Regions from separate parts of the Homo sapiens genome. Here region 2 is linked to region 1. The links are chromatin contacts, found by Hi-C or POLR2A ChIA-PET in ENCODE. All regions are on one chromosome and are shown on one strand. The core of a region is the stretch at or near the end of the contact, and the rest is flanking DNA. Distances in the headings are between cores, read along the strand shown. Region 1 overlaps GULP1 (GULP PTB domain containing engulfment adaptor 1). Region 2 overlaps GULP1 (GULP PTB domain containing engulfment adaptor 1).

Region 1 (3,872 bases), core at 1,000-3,499:
ATTTTGCACTCATTCTATAATGAGACTACTTGTGTATACAATTCCAGGTTGACAGTTGTTTTCTAATAGTGCTTGAATACATTATACCAATGTCTTCTGACTTCTGTGTTTTGATACTTCTTCCTTTGTAGATAATGTCTTTCTCTCCTTTGAGATCATCTCCTAATTCCTTAGGTTCTGTAGTTTTATCATGATGTGTCTATATTTAGATTTATCTTTATTTTACTCAGAGTGTAATGTCAATCTGAAAACTCATGTCTTTCCTCAAATTTGAAACATAATGAGCCTACACTTCTAAATAAAATTGATATTTCAACCCTTGAAATAATACATGCATCTAATAAGGGAGGGTATTATAATAAAATTGATATTTAATTTATTTAATATTTGATTTAACTTTTTAAATATTTCTTAAATACCAATTTAAATTGTTTAAATACTTAAGCTGAAGTAAAAACTTAAAGGTTCTTAAGTCACTATATTCAATGTCTTTAAAGTTCAACTTAAAATGTACAGGCATCTAATAAGGGAGGGAAAAATCTTCATTTGTCATTTAAAAGAAGGCTCTTCTGAATATTATTCTTCTTGAAGATAGAGCATTGAAAAGTTTATGGGCATTTTATATGTTCACTAAGCAATTATTTTTAGAGGCTTAGTAACAGCATGTTCCCTGGAAAATGATTCAGGGGCATCAGAGACTCTACAACAAATTTAATTAATAGTGCTGACATTCAGTCATTTACTCATTTAGTCCTAAGTAAACACAAGAAGAGTGGTCAGAGTAATCACAGACATCTCTGTGCATGAGTAGCATGAGGGTTCTGACTGAGGGCCTTCTTTAGACATTAGGATGTCTTATAATTAAATCCTTATTTTCTTATTCCTCTCATTAGGCCCTTGGACTAAGTTTAAGACAAATATATCTAGCACTAAATTTTGCTATGCTAAGCACATGGTTTTGAAAATATAAGAAGGCATAAAAGCAAATTAGTATATTCAGGAGCCTAACTATATGACACAATTATTTAAATTAATAAAACTTTTCACATAGCCTATTTGCAAACTTGTGACATTTTTCTTGTCTAGTATCTTGCTGCCCAGAAGGTAAATCATAGAGGAGAGAGCAAAATTGAGAGGATACGCCAGCAATCCCCTCCACTTAAAAATTTGAAATTGGCCTTAGGATTCATAAGTGACCACAGCTATAATAGTTCTAAATGACTACATTTAATGAGCACATACAAAACTGAAAAAAAAAATAGGAAAACAGTGATAGTAAAAGCAAACTTCCCTTTCCCTAACTTTGTACACACATACACACACACACACACACACACACACACACACACACACATATCTTCAGATATCTCCTTAATGGCACATTTTCATTCAATTTGCACTCACAAACTCCTTAACTGCACACTTTTTGGAGAAGGAAGTGATTTCTCTGTGGGCAGCAAAAAAATTGAGGATTCTTCAGGATATTGTTTAAATAAATATTAAAATAACAGTCCTTCATGAATAAGTGGTTATTCATCCTTTAAACATTTATTGCCAACTGCAACTGTGCATGCAAAGAGTGGAGTCCCTAGAATATAAAAGAATATGTACCACAGCACAGCCTATGTTCAGGGCAGTTACAAAGGGAACAGATCTAAAACTAGATATACCTGACTCTAAAACCCATGCCTTTCTTCTGTGCTGAGATTGCAATCTAGCTACAACACAGTAAAATACAATGAAATAAAATAAAATCGCAGGAAGTACAATGGCAATTCAGGGAGAAGAGGAGATATTCACTCTGTCTGCAAAGGATTAAAAGAGAACCCAAGCAGCTTAAGGTGAGAGGCAAAATGTGAGCTGGATCTGGAAGAGTGTCGATATTTACAGACAAATAAATTTATATTGGTTTTTAGGAAAACTCAACGAAGAGAAGAAAGGACAGCAAACGCAAAGGTAAAATCTCCTAAGGATGCAGTGATTGTCCAGTTTGTATCAAGTAGGGGGAGGAATGAGAACATAAGCACAGTGCAGATGGTAGAGCAAATAGAGGGTAAAGATAAAGAGGTCTTGACAAAAGGCAGAACTTTGAAGGCTTTTGGCCAGAATAAAACATGATCAGGGCTGCCATGAACAAGAGTGAGAAAATACCTAAGACTGGGAGAAAAGAATTTCAAACCACAGGCAAGAGGTATTGAAGGCCAAAGTCAGGGTCAGGGAAGTAGTGGGAATGCACACTGGCTGGCTTTGACGTACTACTCAGCCATAAAGTCTACAACTTCAAATAAATGTGACCTTTACCACAAAGAGCTAAGTGAGAGTGGCACAAGAAACTGTAGTCAATATACATTTCCAAAATAAACCTTTATAAAACAGCTGAAATAACAAAGGTAGAGAAGAATTGCAGTGTTGTGAGAAACTGAGAAATAGCGACAGAAATACCTGGTAAAAGAATAGCTACAAATTTGGATAACAAACCACCATGAATACTATTATATCCAGCCACGTTATAAACTATTTTAATGCCATTTGGAGGAGATCTAGAATTAAGCTGAAATCAGCTTTAACTTTCTCTTTTTCTCTAAGGTATTACAAAGTTCATGCCATGAGAATAGGACAAACTAACGAGGTTATATTGTTTCTTCATTTACAACCTCACCTAGCAGCCAATGCCAACCTCTTCCTCTACCCCTAAAAAAAAAAGCTCTAAAATATAAATGCAGCATACTGAATTATACTCTATAATGATTAATACACTGTATAGAGAACACTGTGTATACAATTTGAAAATAATGAAGCAGAAGAATTTTTGATCATGTTGTTGATGATTCCTACTTAAAACCTGAAACCCCTGCAAATTAAAGGGCAAGTTTTGTAATGCACAAATTTTTTCCCATCAACTCAGTGGTGATACTTTAGATAATTTTAAGTGATTCCTGGGTAATTTTATTTTATTCATTTATTTATTTATTTATTTTTGAGACAGAGTTTCACTCCTGTTGTCCAGGCTGGAGTGCAATGGCACAATCTTGCTCGATCTTGGCTCACTGCAACCTCCGCCTCCTAGGTTCAAGAGATTCTCATGCCTCAGCCTCCCAAGTAGCTGGGATTACAGGCATCTGCCACCACACCCGGCTAATTTGTATTTTTAGTAGAGTTGGTGTTTCACCATGTTGGTCAGGCTGGTCTCAAACTCCTGACCTTAGGTGATCTGCCCGCCTCTGACTCCCAAAGTGCTGGGATTACAGGTGTGAGCCACCATGCTTGGCTACCTGAGTAATCTTTTAACTCTGTGATCCTTTTTACTTTACTATTTAATGTGTACTGAAAAAAAAAAGATATAGAAGACTACATTTCCCCTTTAAATATATTTAAGTTTTTAAAAAGTTTATTTCAATAAAAATACATCTATACAAGTGATAAACAGTGCCAGTAATACAATAAAATCTTATATGTGAAAAACATTTTTAGCATGTTAGCACACTAAACTTACTGCCACAGATAATTTCATCAGAACGTTATCTTTTAGTAGTTTTCTACTCAATCCCAGTTTATGGAAAAATCAGGTCTATTGTATTAGACTCAGTATTAGTATCAAATATAACAACAATATCTAGAATTTGGTTTATATTAATTTACAAAGAAAACATTTCATCTATTGGATATGCCATTTTCAAATCTTTTGAAATTGGTTTACATAGTTAGAAATTATAAAAGCAGAATCAGAAATTACAGATATAAAGATTGGTGTGTTGAAGACAGAAAAATAAATTGATCCATTAAAATCAATACAATGCTTGAATTTCGCATTCAAATTTTAACTTCAAAAAAAGGTTGAGTATTGTTTCTTCAAAGGAAGTGATTTAACCACA
Region 2 (3,872 bases), core at 663-3,162, 59 kb before region 1:
ATTTTAATTTAGAAGTCCAGCATATCTTTTAAAATTCCAATTATGCTTCTTGCAAATGTTCAAGAAAGTTACCAAATAATAGGGAAATAATGATAAAATATGTAAATATTTGGAAAACATTATTACTGATACCTAGGTAATGGAAAATAGCAAGATTTGTAGATGATGTGTTAAATGTTTTAACTCACAGATATGTTACTATTAAAGCCTGGTGATAGTTCTTTAACAATATATGCCTTTCCCCCTTGAACAAGAAGTAGCCCCAACTATCTCTTTCACATATGATTTATTTGGACTAACCAAGCACATACCCTGTTCATGATGATTAAGAAGGTGAAACTGAATTTTAGAAGGCACTGATTTACTTTCATTTTCATTCTACTTTGACTCTTACGGCAAGGCATTTAGATAGCTTATCCTTCTATTCATAATCATGCTATAACTAGAAGAGATATGTTAATTGGTTAAGACTTTTCTATTTTTATTCCAACAAACAAAACAAAAATTCTTTCTGGGTAGACACAACAGCACAAATTATGTCTTCCTTTAATTATATTATTTCGAATGTACCGCTGACATAAGTTCAAATAGTACCAGAATTCACAGCATAGTATCTTTTGCCAAAACACTAAAAAGACCTGATCTTTTTGAGGGAGGGGGAAGAATGGAGAAACATATCTAAGTCTTGTGCCCTGCTTCCCGTCATAACTTTGATACAAACCCCTTGATACAGACATTGATGATGCCATATCTATATTTTTGACTTTCTTAGATAGATCTCAAATATTATTTTATCTCTTCCTCTGTGTTTCAATCTAAGCCATCTGAATACTTTGAAAGCCATCGTTTTCCAGCTTAGCCACAATATTCTTCAGAAGCCTATTGACCTATTTGTTCAATGTATTTGTTTTCTTCTGTCTCAGCCTCCCGAGTAGCTGGGAATACAACTGTGTGGCATCATGCCCGGCTAATTTTTGTATTTTTAGTAGAGAGGGGGTTTCGCCATGTTGGCCAGACTGGTCTCGAACCCCTGACCTCAGGTGATCTGCCCGCTTTGGCCTCCCAAAGTGCTGGGTGGATTACAGGTGTGAGCTACCGCGCCCAGCTTCTTTTTCATATTCTAACATGACTTTAGAGAGAAAGAAAGAATCTCAGTTTAGGTTGCCCCAGAGGCAAACACTGAGGTAATAATAACTTCAATGCGAGAAGTTTATTTGGGAGATGATCCCAGGAAATATTAGCAGGGATGAAAAGAAAGAAGTGAGACCCGGAGTGGAAGACCTCCTACCAACACAGAGATCATTATCAGGCCTGTAACACTACTGGCAACTGCAGCTTAATCTGGCTGGGGAAAATCAGACATCCACTGTGAAATACACCCCTCAGATATATCTCACTGTAAGAATGAGAGCTAGCATATTTATACACCAATCCTCATTAGTCATTAGCTGAGGGTTGCTCCCAGGGGCATTAATTCCCTGGAACTTTCAGCCTATTTGGTTGGCAAAGTGGTCTCTTGTGGCCAAAGAATCCCTTAGGTAGAGAAATGCAGGATAAGCATTAGAAATTTTGCCAGTCTGAACTACAGCACTAAAAGAGAGGTTATAGGCTGATCATCAACAGCATCTACTACAAAAAGCAACAATTTTAAATTTTGAATTAAAATATTAGCACAGTATATTTTAAGGCCATATATTTATATTTTATAATTTTAGTGAAAAATAATGTTTGCTTACTCAGTAACACTATTATTTATTAAATCGTATGTTATTTTCTTAGCATTCACTGGATCTTAGCATGTATGAATGACACAATTCATTTCACCTTGCTGTAAAATGTAAGGGTTGTATCATCACATACTTCCAGCTCTAAAAATAGATGTGTTTATCCTGGACAGGAAATTTCAAGCATGACACATAGTTAAAAGGTAAACTATAAAACCATGTCATAATTTCCACAGTCTTTTATCAGATCATGTTTTTCTTGTTTGTTGGTCTTAAATGAGAGGAGAGAAAAGGAAGAACAAAATTAGTTCTTTTTTAGGATGATATAGTTTTTCCATTTTTCTTTTGACAACTATTGATCTTATGAACAGAAATTAGAGAGAAATAATTCGAGATAAATAATTGTTATCAAAACTATTCAATACATTTCATTCCAAATTTTATAAAAGAAAATATTTTCCTTAAAATGGTCAATTCAATTTAATCAAGATAAATAATTGTTAATAAAACTCTTCAATTGATCTAATTCCAAAATTTAATAAAAGAAAATATTATCCTTGAAATGGTCAATTCAATTTAACATCCCCGTAGCCTTTATTTTTATCTTACGTTGACTGAAACCCAGTCATACTGCAGGAAATACTTTTCAAACTAGAATATTTTATGCAATGTGACAGAATAAAGAAGAGCACAAAAATACACATATCAAAAAATAAGAACTAACTTATGCCTACTTCTGCCTTTCTTCTTGCAGGAAATGACATATTTTCCAAATGGGATCTATTATTCTATGTCTGATATGATTAGATTTTTCATAGAAAGAGCACTTTGAATATTCTTGCAAAACTCAGACTGGCTTAGGGGCTGCTCTTTTGAACATATTTTTATTTTAAAATATAAAATCCTGATTTCCAATTCAAATGCTTCTTAAAATTTTAGTATGAACATAATATGCTCAATTTGATACTGTTTTGCCACCATTTATTATATATTTTCACACAATTTGAAGACGTATATGAAATTAAATGAAACCAACTATTTCTTTACTAAAACTTCCTTTATCCCCAACAGTACCATTTAAGAAAAACATTATTAATGCTGCAATATGACAAAATGCTTCAATTTGTTAATGTAACAGGTAAATCTTAAATATTCTATATGCAATAAACCAAGCAAAACAGAGAAGTCAGGCCAACTTGTATTTCTACTTGTCATCATATGAAATACAGACCACCATTATCATGATCTTAAAATATTTTCAAAATCATTATTCTCTTTTTTACCTAAGTCCAATAATTTAACAGTATTTAATCTAATTTGCAAAATGTTTTAGGAGTTTTCCTGGATATTTCTTTCTTATCCTCTATAAGCTCCTAAATTCAAAATATATAAAATAAGATCTTGGCCCTGATTTTCTTTTCTATTTTTTTCTTGTTTGTCCTGTGACTTTAAGTAAGTAAACGTTCAATCCCCACTGATTGCTCACACCTGAAATCTGGCATGATTAATCACTCTTTTTTCCCTTACCACCTACATGCAGTTAAATAAATTCAATTCTGCTTAATACAACAATCTCCAGTTTGTTTTCCCTCCCAGTTTACACTCCCCACCTATCCATCCCTAGCCAGTCGTAATTTCTCTAACAAGTAATTTGGCCACATCACCAATGCACAAAGTACACATGCCTTAGTATGCCTTTAAGACACCTTCTCAAATGTTTTCACCCCATGTTCCAAGCAAAAGGTACAAAGAAGGTGATATTAGGATGATTGTCCTAAGTAGCTTGGAGCAATCACTTCCTATGTATTCTAGTCATCTCACTAAGGAAATGACATGCAAATAGTCATACCTATACCCCTACACTCTAAGGAAAATAAAATTAGAAAAGTAATTTTCTTCATTAAACCAATATTCACTGGACAGCTATTGAATGCCCAATTGTTTAGTTACTAGTGAGAGGAAAATAAGTCTGTATACTCCTTTGCATGCATCAGTGTGATAAGGACTATGTTCAAGGCAAGGCTAGGTGCTGCAGAAAAGTCTTCCTCAAAGAGATAAGACTCATTAACCTTCAGTTCACAGAAGCTGTCCAGTGAGGATGGTGGGGAAAGCCACGGATGGCAAAGGAAACACCATAAGCAAGGGCAC

Evidence for each region. A loop is a pair of places that touch in the nucleus more often than their neighbours do. ChIA-PET counts read pairs that join two places held with the same protein, here RNA polymerase II (POLR2A).
Region 2: a loop to region 1 is called in a map of endothelial cell of umbilical vein, with 4 times the contacts of the local background. The contact joins two enhancer-like sites. A Hi-C loop is called at or near these places in 4 of 168 maps with a recorded cell type or tissue (PC-3, endothelial cell of umbilical vein, heart left ventricle and 1 more). POLR2A ChIA-PET finds 5 or more read pairs at or near these places in 1 of 52 experiments (Panc1).

The regions. Positions count from the first base shown.
Region 1 is chr2:188,321,133-188,325,004 of GRCh38, reverse strand. All of the region lies in intron 1 of GULP1 (GULP PTB domain containing engulfment adaptor 1), which reads right to left. Among named protein-coding and RNA genes, the nearest start is that of MIR561, 26 kb to the right of the region's middle. Within about 2 kb of position 2,249, at least 4 of the 41 ENCODE cell types and tissues checked have a DNase peak (open chromatin) inside an H3K27ac peak, as active enhancers do; they include endothelial cell of umbilical vein, where a contact is called at or near this core.
Region 2 is chr2:188,379,836-188,383,707 of GRCh38, reverse strand. The region is part of intron 1 of GULP1 (GULP PTB domain containing engulfment adaptor 1); the gene reads right to left. Among named protein-coding and RNA genes, the nearest start is that of MIR561, 84 kb to the right of the region's middle. Within about 2 kb of position 1,912, at least 3 of the 41 ENCODE cell types and tissues checked have a DNase peak (open chromatin) inside an H3K27ac peak, as active enhancers do; they include endothelial cell of umbilical vein, where a contact is called at or near this core.